Linked DNA regions of Homo sapiens: region 2 is linked to region 1. Evidence: chromatin loops called from intact Hi-C (ENCODE). Cell type or tissue: natural killer cell. All regions are shown on one strand. Each heading gives the region's core, and the rest is flanking DNA. Links, peaks and the distances in the headings are about the cores only. Region 1 overlaps LOC105372664 (a long non-coding RNA gene). Region 2 has its middle 160 kb from the start of ZFP64.

Region 1 (12,303 bases), core at 5,350-7,849:
ATCTAATGTGAGGTGAGGGGGACAGTGTATGGAATTTTGCAAGTCCAGGAACTTAGGTGTGAAAATCTTTTATTTTTAAAAATTTTGTGTAGAGACAGGGTCTCACTCTGTTGCCTAGGATGGTCTCAAACTCCTGGCCTTCCGTGATCTGCCCACCTTGGCCTCCCAAAGTACTTAGGTTACAGGCACGAGCCACTGCACCTGGCCAGAAAATGAATCTTTAGTTTCACTAGCCTCTGAACGAAATCCAGTATTTCTGCCAATTTTGGAGGTAGGCACCAAATCACAGTAGCATTAGACAACCTGTGCTTTAGTCAACAAAATAAATTGGATATTTTCGTATAACATCATGGCCATTGTAGATTGCTACTTCAAAATAAAAGTAGTTACTAGATCTGCTGATAGATCTTGTATTTAGTGTTAATAAAAACACACTTAACAATTTAAAAATATTTTGATAACTATTATTTTAATGGCAGTTTCCTTTTGCAAACCTATGTATTTTATTCTTTTAAACATCACTGAGCAGATTCACAGATTTCATCGAATTGCCAAAGGGGTCCATGACTCAGAATGCACTGTGTCTTAAAGCAGGTCCTCCTAAGCAAGGGGTATTGAAAGGGGATCCACCTCAGAGACCTAAGACGCAGGTTCTAATCCTGACAAGTTGCTTGACCTCAGACAGGCTTCTGTCTCTCATGCCTTCACTTTTATCTCTATTAAAATAGAAGTGGGCCAGGTGCAGTGGCTCACAGCTGTAAAAAGCACTTAGGGAGGCCAAGTGGGGAGGATAGCTTGAGGCCAGGAGTTGAGACCAGCCTGGGCAACAAAGCAAGAACCCATCTCTACAAAAAAAAAAAAAAAGCAGCATCTGAAGCAGCATGTGGGGAGCAAACGAGATGCAATTGTGAATGTCTCCTGACAGCAGCTTCTCAAGCTCAGGTGGCCACTTAAACTCACATAAATCCATGTTTGGTTACCAAAGATAAGCATTTAAGCAACATTTATAATTTCGTAACCTGCCTATGTTGGGGGAATGCAACATTGGTCATTCCTGCAATACTTGCCCTAGCACACACGCAGCCCAGGGACGTTTTTCCAACCTAATGATGCTCACATTTGAAATTTTTTCCCACCCTACTATAGACCTCACTATTCTTGCAAAGAAGACTTTGTTCTATCTCAACACTTAGAACTCATGATTCTGTTCCTGAGCTGTCCACCTCTGCCAGTGGGAGACACCCTAGACTAAGGTGAGAGGTTAAGGAAGCTAGTGGAAGGCTGGGTGTGGTGGCTCACACCTCTAATCCCAGCACTTTGGGAGGCCGAAGTGGGAGGATCACTTGAGGTCAGGAGTTCAAGACCAGCCTGGGCAACATGGTGAAACCGTCTCTACTGAAAATACAAAAACTAGCCAGGCATGGTGACATGTGCCTATAATCCCAGCTACTCGGGAGGCTGAGGTGGGATAATTGCTTGAACCTGGGGGGCAGAGGCTGCAGTGAGTACTGCTGCACTCCAGCCTGGGTGACAGAGCAAGACTCCACCTCAAAAAAAAAAAAAAAAAAAAAAAAAAAAGGAAGCTAGTGGAGAAAGACTGCAGGTGCCAGAGTTCAGCACAGCAGGTTTGACTCCCCTGTATCAGCTGCATGATGCTGAGCAAGTTAACATCTCTGAAGATCAATTTTCCCTTGCAAAGATGAAGGCAAATGCCTTCCATTGTGAGGAACCATCAAAATAATGGAGGGGATACTAGTGAATGTTAGTGGGCGCCAGTGCTTGTCCCTCCCATCCAGAGACCTGGTCCCCCCTATCCAGGAGTCTTGATTTCAATGGTCGAAGGCCCTTCCCACAGCTTTCCAGTGATGCAGACAGGCTGAGGTATGCCCTTTTCTTCAGAAAACTGGCTGTTACAATTTGCAAAGCCCGATGCAAAATATTTTCAAAATTGCTATTAAAAAAATTAAGAATTTAAAGTCGATGACAGAACATGCAACCAAACAGGGGGCCTCCTGACTATGGGGCCCTTTGTGACAGCACAGCCTATGAAGACGGTCTGTCTCCAACTCACATGGCTCTTCCCACCCTGGTTCCACACTACAATCACCTGCAGAACTTTAGAAAGTAGAGATGCCCTTGTACCTCCCCTGAGATATTTCAAACACCAAAGAGGCCCCCAGGGGACCGCAGCAGGCAGGCACGGTGGAGAGCTACTGGAGTAGAGCCTTAGGATGCCTTGGAAGACTGTCATGGCCCAACATCCACAAGCAGCAGGCAAAACTGTCCCCATAAAGCCCAGATAAGACAAATACTTGCAAATGTAACATCTCAGGGTCTTTAGGACCCGTATCACGTGCCCCATGGAAAAAGCTATTAATGCCTCCCACCCCTATGAGGCTGCCTTACTGTGCAGACAGCAGAGGATGCTCATGAGTTCAGCATCTCCCCTTCCAGGTTTTCACCGGCACAGCCCACTCCAGAGGAACCTGCTTCCCCGTGTCCTTTGTAGAGCTATGGTGTGTGACTAGGTGGGGAGGCAAGCAGCAGCTTATGTGCGACTTCCCAGCGGTGTTAAGGACATGACCTTCTGTCCTAGTTGGCGCTTAAGGTGTCATCTGAGACTATGTGTTGAAGATGTGTGTGGCAGGGGGCATGGGAAGATAGAAATCATGATCCCTGCTGATCATAAGGCCACAGTACCTAGATCTTGGTTATTCCTCCTCCCCCTACAAAAGAAAAAAAGCAAGCAGGGCTCAGGGGGTGGGGGAGACAGAGGGAAGCCAACTTCTCTTAAGTCAGTAGATTGCATCATTAGGCCAAATGCCTGACATGACCCATTTTACAGAAGAGTAAAATAGACTCAGATGACATCCCCCTAGCTGAACGAGGCAGGGATTTCCCATCTTCAGCTGCATTCGCTTATAACTAAAAAAAAGGTGGCTTCTCAGAGTAGAAGGATGGTTGCCAGGAGTTGGGGGAAACGGGGAGATGTTGATCAAAGGGCACAATCTTTGTCATGACATGAACAAATTTTGGGTTGTAAGGCACAGCATGAGTGGTGGCAGCTGTGTTAATCTGTGGTAGTCATTACACGATGCTTAGGTATTTCCAATCAACACATTATAGACACCGAATATATACAGTCTTTGTCTGTTAAATATTTAAAAGAGGCAGCTTTTGGCCAGGCATGGTGGCTCACGCCTATAATCCCAGCACTTTGGGAGGCCGAGGCAGGTGGATCACGAGGTCAGGAGTTCGAGACCAGCCTGGCCAACATAGTGAAACCCTGTCTCTACTAAAAATACAAAAAATTAGCAGGTCATGATGGCAGGCGTATGTAATTCCAGCTACTTGGGAGGCTGAGGCAGGAGAATTGCTTGAACCCAGGAGGCAGAGGTTGCAGTGAGCTGAGATCGCGCCATTGGACTCCAGCCTGGGCGACAAGCGTGAAACTCCATCTCAAGGAAACAAGAGACAGCTTCTAGGATGTCACCACCCTGCCCCAATTTATTACTGGGTCATATTGTTTTAGGAAGTTTCTTCCCCTTATCCTTTAGTTTCTGCATTTAAAGAGGGACAGGGGCTAGGTGGGGTGGGAGAGGCCATGGCCTCAGGCACACATTTAAGGTGGTATCCCAAATCTCAGCTGATCAAGGTAAATACCATAACGCAACTTTTTAAAAACCAAAATGAATGCAAAAGAAACCTACAATGAACAGGATGTCAGAACTCTAAACACGGGATCCAACTCTGCTTGCACAGCCCTGACTTGCCCTAATCCCAGGCCAACTTTCCACAGAACTACAAAAACAAAGCAGATGACCTGTGGGGCCACCGTTTGCCAATCTGCATTAAAATATTTTTTGGCGACTGAGTTCTCGGCACTCCCTTAAGTCTCATGTCCCAGGCAAGTGCCTCACCCTATCCCAGCTCTGGGTAGCACCTGGGAGAAAAACACCTGCAGACAGGTAAAGTTCTTAGTGCAGTGCCTGGCTCAGTCATGATGGCAACTCGAATTGAGGCTCATCTGCTTTCTTAGAAGAGGTTAAATACAGGGAGACAAACAAGCTATTTGTGTTCTGTAGTGTCTAGAAGGCAGCAAGAAACCTTAAGCAGAGGGGCGGGAGATCGCCTTGATTTCTGTTCTTCAGTGGAGATTTTACAAGCTGATCTGAGTAAAGATCAAAAGGATCCAGTTTTCCCCAATACCTAACCGGAAACTCATCTGTCTGTGGCATGGAGCAACACCTTCCTTAAAGTGGCCCCACGAAATTTTTCTAAAGATGGAGTCGCATTGCTACCCAGGCTCGACTTGAACTCTTGGGCTCAAATAGTTCTTCCTAGCTCAGTCTCCCAAGTAGCTGGGACCATAGACACTCATTACTGATGCTGGCTCAATTTCATGTTAACATTTCCCCCTTGCCTTTTATCCAAGGCCAATCACCCTGTTGCTTGTACTTAGGGGTTAACAGACTGGCCTTCCAAATCATGTCCTTTTTATAAATAAAGTTTTATTGGCCCACAGCTAAACTTATTTCCTTCCCTATTCTCTGTAGCTGCATTACAGTGGCCGAGTTGGAACCTCTGTGCTACAACAGCAGTGGCAACAGAGCTGATAACAAGTAGGACCAGCAAAGCTCAAAACATTTACTATCTGGCCCTTAACTGAAAAAGTTTGCGGATCCCTGGGGCTCAGGTGAAGTCAAACTGCAAACATTCTCAGTTTCCTCTTCCAGATCCAGAGGGCTCTGCAAATCAAGGCTGGTGTAAGAATTGCCATTCTGGTCTGTGCCATGTCAGCTGCTCCTTTCTATTAAGGCTGTTTTATTTGGTTATTACCTGTACATTTTAAGTCTCATTCTAGCAGGTTTAGCCAGTTCAGCCCCCAATTCCGAATGATTTAACCCCATCCACTGCCATCTTCTAATTTCCTAGAAATGGTAAGGTAAGACTACCCCTACTCCTACAAGTTTCCTGGTCCTAGACTTCCCTCTTAGCCTACTTTTCTCTGAATCTTGGAATTCTTACCAGTCTCAAAAATTCTTTTAAGTTACCCAAATTCTTTTTAATACTCATTCAGCCTTATTCTCTTGAACTACACTCTCAGCTTTGTGCAAATCCCATTTGTGTCTCTGCCAGAAAATTTGGTATCTTTTAGTGTGTTTTACAAGTCACACTTGCCAGTTCAGAGCAAAGTACTCTGCAGGAGGGCTTGCTACATTCTAAGACCATGGGCCAAATCTAGCCTGCCACCTGTTTTTGTAAAGTTTTATTGGAACACAGACACACTTGTTTTTTCTTGCAATCTATGGTTGCTTTTGCACTAAAACCACAGAGCTGAGTAGTTGCAAAAAACTTTATGGCCCCACCCACTGCCTGAAGTAAATATTGGGTTCACAGCTTTTTACTCACCTCTGCTCTATTGGGAATCCAAGTTTGCTGGGTGATACCAGCTTGGATATAAAATCCTTAAAGTCCATACAGCTGTTAACAAAAAATGCCTTCTAAAAAGGCTGATATCTTTCCTCTTTGTCTAAAGAGCTATAACAAGAAGTACAAGGAACGTTTATGTGATTTCAATCTATGGGTTCCCACTTGAAAGGTCAACAACCTTCTAGAACAGAAACGCAGATCAGATTCACGACAAACAGCAGAAAGGTAACAATAGCAACTGTACAATAGCACCAGCATTCAGTAACCAAACACTTTTCTGATCAAAACGATCATCTCCAAAGAGACTAATTCTATCCTGGGTCTCTGTCATCATTTTAATCTTTTCTTCTTACAATAGAGATTCAGCAGTACACCATCACCTACCTGATGTAAAACTTAAACGGAGTCAGATTTGCCCAAACTACCACCATTCACAAAATAAACTAGGTACCTCTATTTCACAAGTGAAATAGTCCCTTCTACACAACCTATAAAATCTTACATCCTTTTTTCTTAGTTTACCAGGAACAATGGATCTACTTAATCTGTTTCAATTCCAGAGATGTTCAGCTTGATGAGGGCACACAAGACTTTATATTTAAAAAGAGTATTTGAAGGAAAGATGCCAAAAGTAGAAACCAAGCAACTTTGGGTAAGTATTATATCCACTGAGATTTCATAACCTCCTAAGGGTCCATCTATGAGAAGAGGTTGGATTTTCAGTAGTTTGTGGGTTCAGCAAACACTAAATGCTTTCCGTGATGAAACAGATGCTGGTGTGAGGCTGTCCCACGTATCACATATCCCAGCACCCAGCACCAAGCTCAGGGCCCACTGGGCCCCTGGACTTTTCTCTCCAAATAGAATTAAACAGAATTTTGAATTCCACAACAGACAAGCACAGGCTGGGCTAGTTAGCTTGATCTTTGGCGCCACCTCCAGATCAAACTGCATTTCGTTTTACTACAGTAGGAACTCATTGAGAAATCCAATGTGCGTTTATAATTAAGTTACTGAATGGGGCGCGGGCTGGGGATGGAGAACCTTCTACCGTAACTGTCTGTGGAGGGCTGCAAAATTGAGTGTTCCTTACATCATGCTACCATGAGTCTGCCTTTTTTATTGTAAGACAACAGGTAAAAGAAACCACACAAACATATAAGGCAAACACTCTTAGAACGATCACCCAGGTTATGAAATAGAAGTTTTCCAGCAACCCCAGACCCTTCACGTACACCTTCCTCACTTTAACCCTTTCCACTCTAGAGATTAGTTTTAGTTTTCTATATCGTCTAAGTTTAATAATTCCATCAGAGATGGATCAGTTTTAAAATTGGAATCCGTTACGTAGAAGCTATCCCCATTGGATAGAGCAGGGCTTGGCAGACCCCGCCTTTGAATGAACAAGTCGACTTGCTCAGATAATCCTTGGAGGGAAGAGACAAATGCGAGGAGTGTCTCCACAGCCCTGCTTTGCTTTGCTTTCGTCACTGTCGCCCAGCCATCGCCTCTGAAGGCCTGTGAAGTTGGAGCGGCCAGCCCCAGAAGTGGTGCCCAAAGCCTGTCTCTCAGTGGCCTCACCTCTGGAGGGCTGGGCAACAGCACTGGTCAGAAGTTCCGACAGCTGACCACCCTCTTCGGCTGAGCTAGAGGTCTTGGCTGGGCTCTAGGGGAGCCTCGAGCTGCCCCACGGAGACCAGGGTGCTGAGCTGTCCCGAGGCACCGCTTTCCGGTGGGAAGGTGACCAAGTCTGAGTTCTTGTTCTCACTCTGATCACTGTGCTGCTTCTTGTGGCATCTCAGAGAGTCATCCCTGACGAAGGAGGCGCCGCAGGTCTCACAGCGGAAGGCCCTCTGCGTCACGATCTTGGCCACGTGCTGGGAGCTGCCCTCTCTGAGCCCTTCCTTGCCCAGAGGGGCCCGGTTCTCCGTCTTGGCCTCGTCCCTGTGCACCTTGTCGACGTGCTTGGCCAGGCTGCTGGGCCGCTTCGTGTCGAAGCTGCAGAAGTCACACTTGAAGGGACGGTCCTTACAGTGGACTCTGCTGTGCACGCGCAGGGCGGCCGCGCTGGAGCAGGAGTAGCTGCACTCTGGACACTTCTCCGGGTGGTCGGCCTGGTGCAGCCGGCTGTGCTCCAGGAGGTCAGCCCGGTCCCGGCCCTGGAAGGCACAGTGCAGACATTTGAAGGTGTGCTTGATGCGGATGTGCGATTTGAGATTCGCCTTCATGGTGCAGCGGACGTCGCAGAACTCGCACTTGAAAGGCTTCTCCCCCGAGTGCACGATCATGTGCCTTTTCAAGTCCGAGCTGATTTTGAACTTGGCGCTACAGAGCCAGCACTGGAAGGGGGTATCCCCTAGCAATGGAAGGTGTGTTTCCATTAGAACAGGCAGGCAAAACAGACCCTCCCACCCCAACCTGCCTTAGCACACTTGGCCGCCATGAGATGGTTGGGTTTTGTGAACTCTAAACCCAACCTCCTAATGACAACACTTGTTGTGCATATTAATGCAATCCTCACAACAATCCTATGAGTGGGTACTATTACCCCCACTTTACAGATGGGACAACTGAGGCTCAGAGAGGTCAAGTTACTTGGCTCAGGTCAAACAGCAGGGATTTGGAACCCAGGCACTATGGCACTCAAGTCCATACTCTTGATGACCCCTTCAGTTTCAAATCTAAACTCCCATTTAACTTGACATCCCAGAATTGAATGTGGAAGAAGAGGTGAGATTTAAATTACAAACAACTGCTTCAAATCAAGCTAAGACCTGTGAAGACGCTTACTATAGTGTTTAATCTATATGACATCAGTTATTGAGCTTGTATTTCAAGTTAAAGTTTCTTACTTTTATAACTACAGGCTAAATTTTATTTATAATATTAATGCATAATTATGGCAGCAGGGGACAAATAATAAAGAGCCATGGTCTTTAGAGTCCCATTCCCTGGAGACATTGCTAAGGGTTTCTAGTTGTTTTTGAGGTTGCTGCTTTAAACGTCAGTTGAATATACACAAAGATAAGCATCTTATCCTACACACCCATCCTTTCCCTAACCTCTCCCCTGCATTCTGGTGGTTGTGACTTTTACACTTTTAAGCTGAGTAGTAGCCTCACATTTTAGTCCATCAGCTTCTGAGATTTTTTGAGGATTCACTCCTCTTCTCCACACTTAACTCCTCACTTGTTAGAAGTAGCTTTCTTTTCACCTTTAAGTAAAAAAATATTTCCATTCTGTCTGGTGAATTCTTATACTTTAATCATTTTCAGATTTCAAGTTCAGAAGCCAACTATAAATAATTTAAATGGTGACTGGGAATGTGATATTCATCGGAGCCAAACACTGCACCAGGATTACAATCACTTCCTTATAAGTCTGCTGTCACACTCAGGCCAGTGGATGGCGTAACCACCCATCAATATAATTTTGTTTTCTTTTCTTACGTGTTGCTCATTTGGGGGCACATTTTAACTTGCTTCTTGATTAGACTGTGTTTCTTGAAAGAAGGAATCTCAATTTCAGAAGTCATCCACTCTCATAATTTTGTAACTTTCACAAGGAATTTTTTTTTTTTTTTTTGATACAGAGTCTCACTCTGTCGCCCAGGCTGGAGTGCAGTGACGCAATCTCAGCTCACTGCAAGCTCCGCCTCCCAGGTTCATGCCATTCTCCTGCCTCAGCCTCCCGAGTAGCTGGGACTACAGGTGCCCGCCACCACGCCCAGCTAATTTTTTTGTATTTTTAGTAGAGACGGGGTTTCACCGTGTTAGCCAGGATGGTTTCGATCTCCTGACCTCGTGATCTGCCTGCCTCAGCCTCCCAAAGTGCTGGGATTACAGGCTTGAGCCACCGCGCCCGGCCCTTTCACAAGGAATTTTTAAAATGGATTTTTAAAACTTCTGATTTAGTTTCTCTTGACTTTCTATACAAGTATCAGCCTGATATTTCTCTTTGCTGCAATCCCAGTTAGCCATATTCAGGTATTCACATATCAAATATATCATGCCAGATGTTTCCTCCCTTCCTTTGCTAGAGTTTATCTTCTAGTAACTCCCACTAGCATGGTGGCTGGGAGTAAAATCTTGAGTCCTTGCACATCATTCTATTTTGCTCTCATACTTGAGATAGTTTGGCTGGGTATAGAATTCTAAGTTCAAAATCATTTCCCAACTCTTGAGGGCACTGTTCCATTGTCTCCTAGAAGCCAATACTACCCAGACATATTTCTAGATATAGATGTCCCCTGTCCACTCCCTTCCATCCTGATTGGAATCCTGTGAGCACTTTTACTCTCCTGGCCCCTTAGAATTGTGGACTTCATTTCTCATTTGATTTTCTATTTTCACTCTATTTTCTTCTCACTTCCATTTTCTTTTCTTCCTAGACCTGGTCAGAAACCAGACTTCAGGACTGGCTCTTATTCTCAGTTCACTCACCCAATTTTTTTCCCGTAATCTCTGGGACATTAATTTTATAGCTAGCAATCCTAGTTTTATTTCATACTTCTTTGTTCTCATTATCTCTTCATAGGTCTCTATTTGGATGCAACATTTCTGCCAGTGGGTAGACACCAATTAGAATGTGAAAATTACCCAAGTACTCTTACTTCCAGGATTAGTTATTGACTTGGCTCATTTTATTCCATTCATTTCCTATAGATGACTCATGATCCTTGGTGGACTATATTTGGGAAAGTAGACTGGTTTAATGATTAGACATGGATGCCAGAGGTTTCACCTGCTACTGGGTTGGTTGGGCAGTTTTGCCAGGCCTTGGCTAGTCCCCCAAGCTTTGTGGCCCTGGCTGTCTACATGCTTGTTCCAAGCCCAGAGCCCTCAGGGCCCTTGGATATTGGCTGGAAACTTTGGCTTCCAACTGTACAGCTGCCTCCCATTTGTCTGCTGGGACACAGCTTTCTATACTCAGTTTTAAACATCACTATGTTCCTGTCTGCTCACCATTTTCCAGGAATTCATTGAAAATTTTCAACTTATGAGCATCTTTATGAATATCTCAAACCCCATTTTTCCATGCCACGATGAGTTGGTCCTATCATTTCAGTAGGGTCCCATAAAGGAAGTTCCTAAGATTAAAAGTTTGTGATTTTTAATTATACTTAATGGATCCTGCTACATTCCAAATTTAGCCATGCAATCAGTGTATACATTTACTGAAACATCTAGTTTATAGGTCTGACTTGAGATACATCATTGGCTTCTTGGCAGTTATAGTGGGTATCTACTCCCAGCTGGATTCTATATAGTCAAGATATAAAACCCAGCTGTCAGTCATATTTTACCAAAAGTTGTTGTTCCGGCAACAGAAAAATGACAAATCTCACAATTATCACAGAAGTTCCAAATTCTTGTACTTCTACCACACCAAGTCATTTAAGTTGCTTGTGTTGTTAAGTAAATGAAGGTTAAGAAATTAGAGAAAAAGTAAGGGATTGAGGTTTCCTGGTCAGGGACTCACCCGTGTGAGATCGCAGGTGGACGGTGAGCTGGCTGGAGTTGCGGCTGGCATAGGGGCAGAGCTGGCATTTGTACGGCCGCTCATCAGAGTGGATCCGCAGGTGCTTCTTGAGGCTACTGCTGTCCACGGCAGCGTAGTCACACAGGTGACACTTGTGTGGCTTCACACTGGTGTGGCACCGCATGTGCATGGTCAGGTTGTCCTTCCGGCTGAAGCACTTGTCACAGAACTCACACTTGTGCGGTTTGTCTCCTTCAAACACATAAGGAGTCAAAGTTAAAGGTTTTTTGGTCAAGATGGCTACAAAGATTTGACCAAGATGATAGCCTGGGCATATGGGTGTGCCGCCTCCTCCTGTCCAAATACTGAGAGAGAAAGATACTGAAGTCTACATCAGCATATTGGGAAACAAGAATGTGTATCATTCATTGATAGTTCAGAAATCCTAAGGGAAAGATGACATAAAAATCTGATTGATGGAGAAAATTACAGGCCAAACCCTGTTTGGGAAAAATGGCAGTGGTTATAGAAGTACTCAGGATAAGAAGTGGCAGCTGTAGGGATCTTGGGCAGCTTCATGAACCACATGGAGAATGGTCAGGTGGACCCCTTCCTCTCACTTCTTCCAAACAGCAAGCAGCACGGCATCTCCCCCTAGGCTGTTGGTCAAAGGGTGCTGAGGTCAGAAAAAGAATACAAGGGCCTGGTAAGTTAGAGATGCCAGGGACAGCAGAAGACCACATACCCAGAACACTTCCATCCAGCCATGTTTCATCACTACCCCCTAGCCCAACCCTTCCAGGCTGATCATATCCAAATAAAATTAGTTTACCCAATAAACAAATGCTTGGGGAAAGCCAGAACCAGAAAGACACGCCCAAGTCAAGAACTTAGTTACTAAAGCAAAGGGAGGAAATGAAATTAGAGAAATGAAAACTATGGAAATCAAAATAAAAGTTCTAATAAGTTGACCAGCAAAAAGGGTGTCGAATGACAGCTATTGGTGGATGTAGGTCATCATACATTTGTCCACAACCGCAGAATGTACAACATCAAGAGTGAACCTTGGCCAGGTGCGGTGGCTCACACCTGTAATTCCAGTGCTTTGGGGGGCTGAGGTGGGTGGATCGCTTGACCCCAGGAGTTTGAGACCAGACTGGGCAACATGGCAAAACCCTGTCTTTACACAAAAAATACAAAATATTAGCTGGATGTGGTGGTGCATGCCTGTAGTTCCAGCTACTTGGGAGGCAGAGGTGGGAAGATCACCTGAGCCCAGGAGGTTGAGGTTGTGAGCACAGATCGTGCCACTGCACTCTAGCCTGGGTGACAGAGCAAGACACTGTCTCAAAAAAAAAAAAAAAAAAATGAACCTTACTGTAAACTATG
Region 2 (12,303 bases), core at 4,235-6,734, 52 kb before region 1:
AAATTTTATTTATTTATCTTTTTGAGACGGAGTCTCACTCTGTCACCCAGGCTGAAGTGCAACGGCATGATCTTGGCTCACCGCAACCTCCACCTTTCGGGTTCAAGCAATTCTCCTGCCTCAGCCTCCAGAGTAGCTGGGATTACAGGTGCCCACCACCATGCCCGGCTAATTTTTGTATTTTTAGTAGAGATGGGGTTTCACCATATTGACCAGGGTGGTCTTGAACTCCTGACCTTGTGATCCATCTGCCTTGACCTCCCAAAGTGCTGGGATTACAGGTGTGAGCCACCACGCCTGGCTGATACTATTTTAATTAAAAATAAGACAGTACTGATAAAGTTGAGCCCACTGGACCTCAATGCCTCCCCAGGAGCTATGGCTATCATGAAACTGATGTTTCCTTCCAGCCCATGTTAATCAGTTTAGTAATAAATGTATGTGTCCATGTCTATGTGTGTATATGTATTTACCTGTATCTTTAAATGCTATAAGGTATTCTTAATTTATATACATAGTTTCTTCTTTTATTCATCCTTTTGTTTTTAAGATGTAACATGTTGGCCAGGAGCCACTGCGCTCAGCCCCATCTGCTATATTTAAAATAATTATCTGCCTTTACCAGATGACAGATGAATGGATTTAAAAAATGTGGTATATACATACAATAAAATATTATTCAGCCTTAAAAAAGAAGGAAATAGGCCGGGTGCAGTGGCTCATGCCTGTAATCCCAGAACTTTGGGAGGCCGAGGCTGGCAAATACCTGAGGTCAGGAGTTTAAGACCAGCCTGGCCAACATGGTGAAATCCTGCCTCTCTAAAAATACAAAAATTAGCCAGGCGTGCTGGTGGGTGCTTGTAATCCCAGCTACTCTGGAGGCTGAGGCAGAAGAATCGCTTGAACCCAAGAGGTGGATGTTGCAGTGAGCTGAGACTGCACCACTGCACTTCAACCTGGGCAACAGAGCAAGACTCTGCCTCAAAAAAAACACAAAAAACAAAATACAAAACAAAAAAAGATATGACGTGTTGACACATATGATTCTTTTCAATTGCAGTGATGATCCTTTTGGGAACAGATCACAGTCTATTACCCTTCCCCTGCCTGGTGGATATTTAGGCTGTTGGCAATATTTTGCCATTCCAGCCATGCCGTGAGCTTCCTTATGACCTTGGGACATTCCTGAGGGTGTGTTCCTAGGTTCTACGTCATGGACATGTTACTTTCCTCTTGATACGGTACTCTCCAAGCTATCACAGAGAAATTTATCCTGGTCTTGCATCCCTCTTACCAACTGGGGACTAACAAGTATGGTCAATCCGAGCTCTTCACCCAGCCTGTGGATCCAAGGAGATGCAAGGTGTTGGCAGCCCATCCCTGCCGCTCCTCCCTGTCTGGGTGCCCTGCAGCTCCTGGCCACCCTTTGCTCCTGGCATATGCCAAGCTCTTCCCAGCTTCCAGAGCTTGCTCTAGTTGTTCTTGGGCCTCTGATGTCCTTCCCCAGACTTCTGCTGTCCATCAGGTCGCCACATGGCCCAGGTGGTGACTCCACACTTGAGATGTGACTGGTGCATGGGAGGAACTGGATTTTTATTTTTTATTTTTTTTTGAGGCAGAGTCTCGCTCTCTCCCCCAGAATGCAGTGGCACTATCTTGGCTCATTGCAACCTCCGCCTCCCGGGTTCAAGCGATTCTCCTGCCTCAGCCTCCTTGAGTAGCTGGGATTACCGGCACATGCCACCACGCTCGGCTAATTTTTGTATTTTTAGTAGAGATGGGGTTTCCCCATGTTGGCCAGGCTGGTCTTGAACTCCTGATCTCAGATAATCCACCTGCCTCGGCCTCCCAAAGTTCTGGGATTACAGGCCTGAACCACCTTGCCCTGCCAGAACTGGATTTTTCATTTTACTTAATCTGCATTAAAACTTCAAAACTGATAAATTCACTCAGTAGTTAGAAAACATCTAATAACTTCACTCAGTAATTAGAAAACATCTAACAACTTCACTCAGTTATTAGAAAACTTTTAAGTATCTTTAGTACAACTGGGATATAGGAATCTACCTTTGTGACTGTCAACTGTATGAAACCTGAATTCAGATCAAGTACTTCTAGTGAGAATTTACAGTCTAGATTGAGGTGTGTTGTTGGTGTAAAATACACACGATTGTGAAGACTTGGTATGAAAAGAAGAATGTAAAATATTTCATTTACTTTTTTTTTTTTTTGAGACGGAGTCTCGCTCTTTCACCCAGGCTGGAGTGCAGTGGCGGGATCTCGGCTCACTGCAAGCTCCGCCTCTCGGGTTCACGCCATTCTCCTGTCTCAGCCTCCCGAGTAGCTGGGACTACAGGCGCCCGCCACCGAACCCGGCTAATTTTTTGTATTTTTAGTAGAGATGGGGTTTCACCGTGTTAGCCAGGATGGTCTTGATCTCCTGACCTCGTGATCCGCCCACCTCGGCCTCCCAAAGTGCTGGGATTACAGGCTTGAGCCACCGCGCCTGGCCTTTCATCTACTTTTTAAAAAACATTTTTGAAAATCATTTTGAAATGACAATATTTTGGAAAAAAATAGATTAAATAAAAATAAAAGATATTATTAAAATTATTTTACTTGGTTTTTTCCTTTTTATTTATTTATTTAGAGACAGGGTCTCACTGCATTTCATAGGCTGGCCTCAAACTCCTGGGCTCAACTTGTGTTCTCACATCAATGTCCCGAGTAGCTGGGACTATAGGTGTGTGCCACCATGCCTGGCTTGTTGTACCTGTTTTTTCTGTGTTCTTTTTAAAAATCTTTTAAAACTGGCTATGAGAAAATTTAACACTACATATGAGTTGAATATAATAAAATGTATTATTAAATAAACAAATAAGCAAAATTAAAAATTTAAAATAAATAAAAATGATGACAATGCAAATAAATATATTATTAAAATCAAACAAAATGTATTAAAATTGGCCAGGCACGGTGGCTTATGCCTGTAATCCCAGCACTTTGGGAGGCTGAGGCAGGTGGATCACCTGATGTCAGGAGTTTGAGACCATCCTGGCCAACATGGTGAAACCCTATCTACTGAAAATACAAAAATTAGCTGGGCATGGTGGTGCATGCCTGTAATCCCAGCTACGTGGGAGGCTGAGGCAGGAGAATCGCTTGAACCTGGGAGGCAGAGGTTGCAGTGAGCCGAGACCATGCCATTGCATGCCAGCCTGGGTGACAAGACTGAAACTCTGTCTCAAAAAAAAGAAGAAAAAATAAAAAATAAAAATAAAAATAAAATATATTAAAATTGTTTCTACCCATTTCTTCTTTCTTCCTCCTCCGTCTCCCCCTCCTCCCCCTCCTCCTCCTTTTCCTCCTCCTCCTTCTTCTTTTCTTCTTCATATTATTATAAGACTGGGTCTCATTATGTTGCCCAGGGTAGATTCAAACTCCTAGGCTCAAGCCATCCTCCTACCTCATCCTCCTGAGAAACTCTGAGACTACAGGCTCACACCACTGCATACGGCTCACCCATTTCTTTTTACCCTTTTAAAATATAGCTACTAGAAAATATAATAGTACATATGGATCTAAATATAATAAAATAGGCCAGGCACAGTGGCTCATGCCTATAGTCCTAGCTACTCAGGAGGCTGAGGCAAGAGGACTGCTTGGGCCCAGGAGTTCGAGGTGGAAATGAGATATGAATGTGCCACTGCACTCCAGCCTGGGTGACAGAACAAGACACTGTCTCAGAAATATATATCTAGTATTATTAAATAAGTAACAAAATAAAAATATATATAATAAATTATAATAGAAATAAACTAAAAATATAAAATATATTAAATTATTTCCATACATTTCCTTTTACTTTTTAAAATCTGGCTACTAGAAAATTTTAGCATTACAGACATGGCTCACATTACTTCTTTTTTTTTTTTTTTTTTGAGACAGAGTCTCACTCTGCCACCCAGGCTGGTACAGTACATTTGGGGCAAGCGTAGCTCACTGCAACCTCTATCTCCTGGGCTCAGCCTCCTGAGTAGCTGGGACTACAGGTGTGCACCACCACACCTGGCTAATTTTTGTATTTTTTTGTAGAGACAGGGTCTCACTATGTTGCCCATGCTGGTCTCAAATCCCTGGATTCAAGCAATCCACCTGCCTCTGCCTCCCAAAATGTTGGGATTACAGGCATGAGCCACCGCGCCCGGCTGCACGTTACATGTCTAATGGGAGCGCTAGCCACATCTTCCTGAGTTGTTCTCCTTCTTCTCATTCAGATCTTTACTTTGTCATCACCTCCCCAGTGGGGTCTTTCCTAACCATGCAGAATCTATGCACTTAGCCCCTGTCCCACTGTCCTGTCCCATTGCTTATTACCACCTGCCATTTTGGGGTTCTTTGTTGTTCGTCTCTCCACTAGAACATAAGCACTTTCTCAATGAAGTGTCTGCTCTCTTGTTCACGCAGCCTGCTAAGTGTTAGAACAGTGTCAGCCTCCTGGTTTTCACTCATAAATATTCGTTGCATCAACTCATCCTGATCATTTCTTATGAAAATTTTCAAGAATTATACAAAACAAACTATAAGTGTACACATACAGCCAATTCAAGGTCTCAGGACTATTTAACTTGAAATTCAACATTGAGAGACAGCATCCTTTTCTACTTTGGATTCCACAGAATTTGATCTAATTATGTTTAATTTGCCACCCAGCCTCCCTGAAAAGTGGATGCACAGGATGGGATGGAAGAAAAGAAAGATACAGTTTGGATTTATGTAGGAAGCATGTTTGCCTGCAGCTTGATAAAAGATCATGGCCTGAACCAAAAAAAAAAAAAAAAAAAAAAATCAATCAATCATTCCTTTCTTGATGGCCATTTTAAATATTTAGCTGAAATTGTCCTCATCTGGGTGTCAGCTGTTTTCTCTGCAAACACCCATCACCCTTGTGGTCACACACAATGCTGGGATGGCGGGGGGAGCCCCAGCTGCAGGACACCTCTTGTGTTTTCAATTTAAAGCCTCTGGGTTGATAGTTCACATTAACATGGAAAGAAATATACAACTTACGAGTTGGGAAAGCAGTTTTTACTCATAAAACCCTTTGATAGTTTAGCCATCTGGTCAGAGTGAAGGCCCCCATAAAAGAGACCCAAATAAGGTTAAAGGGCACAGTCTCTGAGGGTCAAGGAAGCCTACCAGAGTTTGCTCTAGTGGACTCTGCTAAAAGGATGCCTGACAAATTATTGTGCATTCCATAGCTTTTTGCGTAAGTATTTGATTACAGTGGACAGGAATGTTGTTGATATTTTCAACCTTGAGTTGGGGAGGAGGGGAGGCCGGACCTCTGCTTTTCAGACGCTCATAGTCCCTGCCCGTGTGGGGAGACGTGCTCTAAGCATTTTATCAAATGGTGTTTGTTCTGCTCTGGGCTCTATCTGTTCATTCGAAGTCTCTTGGCTTTGGCAATGGTGTGAAGAGATAGTTTCCTCTGTCTTGCGGAGAAAAAAAAACACACAAAAAACCACGTTGCATTTCTCTGACTCGCCAGGAAAGCCCCTCTGCTGTTTTTCTTGCTGTTTAGCAATAAAATCGGAAAGGAGACCACAATACTTGGAGCTCTGTGCTATTTCCGGTGTGAATGTCAACAGAACTCAGCATATTTATGGCTTTATTTCTCAGAGGGGATCACAGACAGAAGGGAATCTGAAGTGACTAAGCGCCACGTTCTTTGGCGGCCTGGACAAAAGCAGAGGAAATCACTTGATTTTATGGAGTCTTTGATAACACAAGTACAGTAAGTAAATGGCAGGTCTTTGAGCAGCTCTAGTACACATCTTAGATTTCTACAAAGTTCCAAGAAGGCAGCTCTTTCACTTGAAATTCAGAAGAATGAAGACATGATCTGAACACACTTCTTGGCGTGGCTTCGGAAGATGTTGTTTGTTATGCCTTAAGGAGAGGGACTGTTTCATTCTGGTAAAAGACACCATACCTGTGAAGGCTTTGTAGCTCTTTTTGCATAAGACTTTGTTGTAGGCCAGGCATGGTGGCTCACACCTGTAATCCCAGCACTTTGGGACGCTGAGGCAGGCGGATCACTTGAGGTCAGGAGTTTGAGACCAGCCTGGCCAACATGGTGAAACCTTGTCTCTACTAAAAATACAAAAACAAGCCCGGTGTGGTGGTGCACGCCTGTAATTCCAGCTACTCGGGAGGTTGAGGCAGCAGAATTGCTTGAACCCGGGAGGTGGAGGTTGCAGTGAGCTGAGATTGTACCACTCCACTCCAGCCTGGGTGACAGAGAGAGACTCTGTCTCAAAAAAAAAAAAAGAGAGAGAGAGAATATGATATTGGTTGCAGTGGCAGCTGTCCTGGGACAATGAAGTAAGACATCAGTGAAGTGCTGAGGAAGGTCATGTGGAGGATAGGACGTGCCCCTGTCCTGGATGACACTGTTGAATCTTTTGGAGATGCAAGATTTTTGTTTTCTGAGACAATTAAACGTCTTTGTCCAAGCCATATTGTGTTACCTTTGTGCACAAATGCATCCTACATGACATATCACATTACAGAAAATATCAGAGGCTAGTAGGTTTTAGAAGTTATAGGATTGGGAAAGTAGTTTTTTACTTTTACCAAATTAAACAAATTAATGCTTGAGAAAATGCTTTGCAAAATGCAAACCTATAGAATCTATGCATACACTATCCATTCCATCAGTCAACAAAAAGTTATTGAGCCCCAAATCAGTTAGGATTAGGTCTGGCTAGGAAAGATAGAAAACTTAAAGTAACAGTGGTTTAAACACAGAGAGAAGTTTATTTTTCTTGCATATCTATAGGCAGTACAGAGCCAATATGGTGATTTCATGATTATCAGGAACTGGGGCTCGTTCTATCTGTTCTACTATTCTCAACTTGTAGTTTTCACTGTGGTTCAATATGGAAGCATGAGCTCCGGAGAGCACGTCAACATTTACCTAGCAGTAAAGAGGAGGGGCAGCAGATAGACCCCACTCCTTCCCTAAGGCTGTTATTGGGAAGTCGCCTGTGACACATGCATTTACATCTCATTTTTCAGAACAGTCACATGACCATACCTAGTTGTAAGGGAAGCTGGGAAATGTAGTCTTTATTCTGGACAGCAAAGAATCCTGTTAACAGTAAGGGTTTCTGTTTATAGGGAAGAAAAGAATGGCTAACTAAGGTAAAGGGCAGCCTCTCCCATAGGTTCCCACCATGTGCCATTTATGAAACACTGACGGCAGAGCATATTAATACGTCAGCTTTGCTATGGTTTGGCTGTGTCCCCACCCAAATTTCATCTTGAATTCCCACGCGTTGTGGGAGGGACCCGGTGGGAGGTACTTGAATCATGGGGGCAGGTCTTTCCCATGCTGTTCTTGTGACAGTGAGTCTCATGAGACCTGATGGTATAATGAGGGGAGTTTTCCTGACCAATCTCTTTGCCTGCCACCATCCACGTAAGATATGACTTGCTCCTGCTTGCCGTCTGCCATGATTGTGAGGCCTCCCCAGCCATGTGGAAGTCTAAGTCATTAAACCTCTTTCTTTAGTAAATTGCCCAGTCTCGGGTATGTCTTTATTAGCAGCGTGAAAACGGACTAACACAAGCTTATACTAGGAAAATAAAGTATGCTTCTCATTATTTATATATTTATTCATTCAACAACTATTGCTTGAGGGCTGTTCGTACGATCTATGAGATATGAGACATTTGGTGATAGAAAAACAAAGCAGAAGAAATCATTATATAATAAGAGAAACAGCTTGATTGGGGAGAGAAGCTTATGACCAATCATCACGAATATTTTTCCCTAAGAGAATAATTGAGGATATGCAGAAAGTTTTTTTTTTTTTTTTTTGAGACAGAGTCTTGCTCTGTTGCCCGGGCTGGAGTGCAGTGGCACAATCTCTGCTCACTGCAACCTCCACCTCCTGGGTTCAAGCAATTCTCTGCCTCAGCCTCCCGAGTAGCTGAGATTACAGGCATCCGCCACCAAGCCTGGCTAATTTTTTTTTGTATTTTTAGTAGAGATAGGGTTTCACCATCTTGGCTGGGCTGGTCTTGAACTCCTGACCTCATGATCCACCCGCCTCAGCCTCCAAAAGTGCTGGAATTACAGGTGTTAGCCACCGGGCCCGGCCACAAAATTTTACCTATATAAGCTCACTGCACTTTTATGTAAACCAGCGAAAAATAGAAAGCAACTGAAATAGCCGGCTATTTTAACGATTAATTGTTGCACATAATTAAAAAACAATCTGGCAAAATCATAGCTAAAGCTAACATATGCCAGACCATGCATCAGCTGTTTACATGTGTTAGCTTATGTGATCCTTATGACAGTCCTACAAGATCATGATTATTTCCCTTTTTCTTCTGAGATAGAGTCTCGCTCTGTTGTCCGGGCTGAGTGCAGTGGCACGATCTTGGCTCACTGCAACCTCTGCCTCCCAGATTCAAGCAATTCTCCTGCCTTAGCCTCCCGAGTATCTGAGATTACAGGCACCCGCCACCACACCCAGCTAATTTTTTGTATTTTTTAGTGGAGATGGGGTTTTGCCATGTTGGCCAGGCTGGTCTTGAACTCCTGACCTCAATAACACCAAGATCTTAACAGTCAGTGGTTATCTCTGGGTGGTGGGGTAGTGGTTAATTTTTTTCTTTCCTTATATATGTATTTTATAAGTTTTTTGCAATGTTCACGTACTCCTTTTGTACCTTACAGAAAAAGGCAGGCCGTGGGCGGTGGGTCGCGCCTGTAATCCCAGCACTTTGGGAGGCTGAGGTGGGCGGATCACCTGAGGTCAGGAGTTCAAGACCAGCCTGACCAACATGGAGAAACCCCGTCTCTACTAAAAATACAAAATTAGCCAGGCATGGTGGCGTGTGCCTGTAATCCCAGCTTCTATGGAGGCTGAGGCAGGAGAATTGCTTGAACCTGGGAGGTGGAGGTTGCAGTGAGCAGAGATCGTGCCACTACATTCCAGCCTGGGCGACAGAGTGGGACTCCAACTCCAAAAAAAAAAAAAAGAAAAAGGCTTTATAAAACTATCTGGAATAATCTAAACTGGAGAGATTGTGCACACAGACAGTGAGGAAATGAAACATGGCGGTGGTTCAGGAAAACAATTCCTTCTACAAAGGCTGGCCTGGGGCCAGGGGTGTTTTGACAGATCTGGGGACTGACTTGACCCAAGGATGACACATTTGAATGTCCTCCCATCTATGGCCAAGGCTTTAATGCTGCATTGAGCTCACGTGTCAAGCTTGCTCCGATGAGATTGTCACTCCCCAACCCTTGCTCCACCCCGTGGCTCCATTTGTCACCAGAAACTGACACGTTTGGATAACACGCTGGCCTTTGCCTTTTTTATTTTTGTTTTTTTGAGACAGGGTCTTGCTCTGTTGCCCAAGCTGGAGTGCAGTGGCATGATCACAGCTTACTGCAGCCTCAACTTCCTTGGCTCAAGTAATTCTCCCATCTCAGCCTCCCAAGTAGCTGGGACTACAGGCACATGCCACTGTGATCAGTTATTTTTATTTACTTATTTTTTTAGAGATGGGGGTCTCACTATGTTGCCCAGCCTGGTATTGAACTCCTGGGCTCAAGCCATTCTCTCGCCTTGGCCCCTCAAAGTGCTGGGGTTACAGGTGTGAGCCACCATGCCTGGCCTGATCCTTGTCATTTTGCCCAGCACTCCTTGGCCCTCTGCCCACTCTCTGCTGACACCTAACACACAGCTCTGCAAAGACCTGTCTCTGGGTCTGACTCTCTCTTGAAGGTGAGCCACTGGCAGGCAGGCATGGGGTCTCCCTAGAGCAGGAGCTATTGCACAATCTGTTAAAAGAACAACCTCCACCTCTCCTTGTCAGAAAGCAACCATTCCCTCTTGCCAATCCAACTTGTTCTCTTCAAGAAGGCCTCAATTTTCACGTTTTCCCCCTTGAGGATTTAAATAAATAAACATGTCCTGCACTTGTATCCCAAAACTTACAATAAAATAAAATTAAAAATTAAAAAATAAACTGCAAACTATGGGAGTTAATGCTTTCAGGTGATCCTAGAGGGTGTCCATCCAAACCCCAAATAAAACCTCGATGTGTTAGTTAATACTTTTTCCAAAAACAAGGTTCTAGGTAGGACTTTTTTCTCTCCATCACTTTCTTTTTAATCTAGCAAATATACACGGACCATTTCCTGTGTTCTAGAACACATACCAAGCCATGTAATATAGTAAAATATAAGAAAAATGATTTTTATATTTTTAGTAGAGATGGGGTTTCACCATGTTGGCCAGGCTGTTCTCGAACTCCTGGCCTCAAGTGACCTACCTGCCTCAGCCCAATGTGCTGGGATTACAAGCCTGAGCCACCATGCGCCAGGTAAAATGATTTAACTGCCTTGTCGATGAGTGCCAGGAAAGAGAAGTTCTCAACACAACAGAGCTTATTTGAAGAGTCCTGACCCAGGTTTGGGAGAACATAGGGCGGGCAGTGGAGGCTTCCCAGAGGAATTACTTTTCATTTTCTGGATAAAAATATTAATATTGGGCCAGGCGCGGTGGCTCATGCCTGTAATCCCAGCACTTTGGGAGGCCAAGGCGGGCGGATCACGAAGTCAGGAGATCGTGACCATCCTGGCTAATACGGTGAAACCCGTCTCTACTAAAAATACAAAAAAAATTAGCAGGGCGTGGTGGCACGCACCTGTAGTCCCACCTACTCAGGAGGCTGAGGCAGGAGAATTGCTTGAACCCGGGAGGCAGAGGTTGCAGTGAGCCGAGATGGTGCCACTGCACTCCAGCCTGGGTGACAGAGCGAGACTCCATCTCAAAAAAAATATATATATATATTTATTTCCAGGGTGGGCATGGTGGCTCATGCCTGGAATCCCAGCACTTTGCGAGGCTGAGGTGGGTGAATTGTTTGAGCCCAGGAGCTCGAGACCAGCCTGGGCAACATGGAGAAACCCGATCTCTACAAAAAATACAAAAATTACCCAGGTGTGGTGGCATGTGGCTGTAGTCCCAGCTACTCAGAGGTTGAAGTGGGAGGATTACTTGAGCCCAGGAGGTTGAGGCTACAGTGAGCCATGATTGCACCACTGTGCTCCAGCCTGGACAACAGAGTGAGACCCTATCTAAACAAACAAACAAAAAAATTATTTCCATATGTAAATGAATGGGAACACTGTGCTAGAAGACATTGTAAAGAAGCCTGATGAGGATTCCAACTGATAACAGCCACGTTCGGATTTAGAAAAATGTAAGAGCAAGATCATGTGTGGACACTATTCCAATGAGAATGTACAGGTCAGACTTGTATCAGATAAGAAAATGCGAAATTATCTTAATTGACATTGAGAAAACAGGCCAAGGCATTATTGTTATAGAAAAAAGAGTAGAACACAGCTGAGCATAGTGGCTCACACCTGTAATCCCAGCACTTTGGGAGGCTGAGGGGGTCCGGATCGCTTGAGGCCAGGAGTTCAACACCAGCCTGGCTAACATGGTGAAACCCCGTCTCTACTAAACATACAAAAATTAGCTAGGTGTGGTCATTTTCACCTGTAATCCCAGCTACCTGGGAGGCTGATGCACGAGAATCACTTGCACCCAGGAGGCAGAGGCTGCGGTGAGCTGAGATTGCGCCACTGCACTCCAGCCTGGGTGACAGAGCGAGACTCTGTCTCAAAAAAAAAAAAAAACAACAGCAATCAGTGAGACAGAAGTACAGCCACATATTGAAATACTATACAGCTGTTTTTTAAAATATAGTTGGTAACATGGCCGGGCGCGGTGGCTCATGCCTGTATTCCCAGCACTTTGGGAGGCTGAGGTGGGCAGATCACCTGAGGTCGGGAGTTCGAGACCAGCCTGACCAACATGGAGAAATCCCGTCTCTACTAAAAATACAAAATTAGCCAGGCGTGTGGCACATGCCTGTAATCACAGCTACTAGGGAGGCTGATGGAGGAGAATCACTTGAACCCGGGAGGTGGAGGTTGCAGTGAGCCGAGATCGTGCCATTGCACTCCAGCCTGGGCAACAAGAGTAAAACTCCATCTCAGAAAAAAAAAAAAAAAAAAAAAAAAAAAAGTAGTTGGTAGCTTTCTCTACACTGGTGATACGGATCAATCTACAAGTTGAATATGTAGTGAAAAAAGCGAATGCAGATCAGTGTGTTTAGTGAATGTGCTTCCTCTGTAACAATAAAAAGAGAGTATGGCCAGGTGCCATGGCTCACGCCTGTAATCCCAGCACTTTGGAAGAC

What was found. Peaks named below come from ENCODE experiments on the same cell type or tissue, not always from the same donor. Only the 100,000 strongest peaks of a DNase experiment are listed, where the experiment ranks them.
Region 2: a loop joins it to region 1, with 2.7 times the contacts of the local background. A loop is called at or near these places in 3 of 110 quality-filtered maps.

Annotation. Positions count from the first base shown.
Region 1 is chr20:52,077,478-52,089,780 of GRCh38, forward strand. It overlaps LOC105372664 (a long non-coding RNA gene), which reads left to right. Exons shown (of 3, transcript XR_936849.3): 1 at 1-5,658; 2 at 5,994-6,085. It also overlaps a transcript of ZFP64 not described here. Among named protein-coding and RNA genes, the nearest start is that of ZFP64, 110 kb to the right of the region's middle. In natural killer cell, for the core only: CTCF peaks have their summits at 6,364 (motif pointing left) and 6,564; a DNase peak (open chromatin) is centred at 6,364.
Region 2 is chr20:52,026,445-52,038,747 of GRCh38, forward strand. No RefSeq gene overlaps it. Among named protein-coding and RNA genes, the nearest start is that of ZFP64, 160 kb to the right of the region's middle. In natural killer cell, for the core only: no CTCF peak of the experiment used is centred there; a DNase peak (open chromatin) is centred at 5,577; H3K27ac peaks cover 1,150 bases.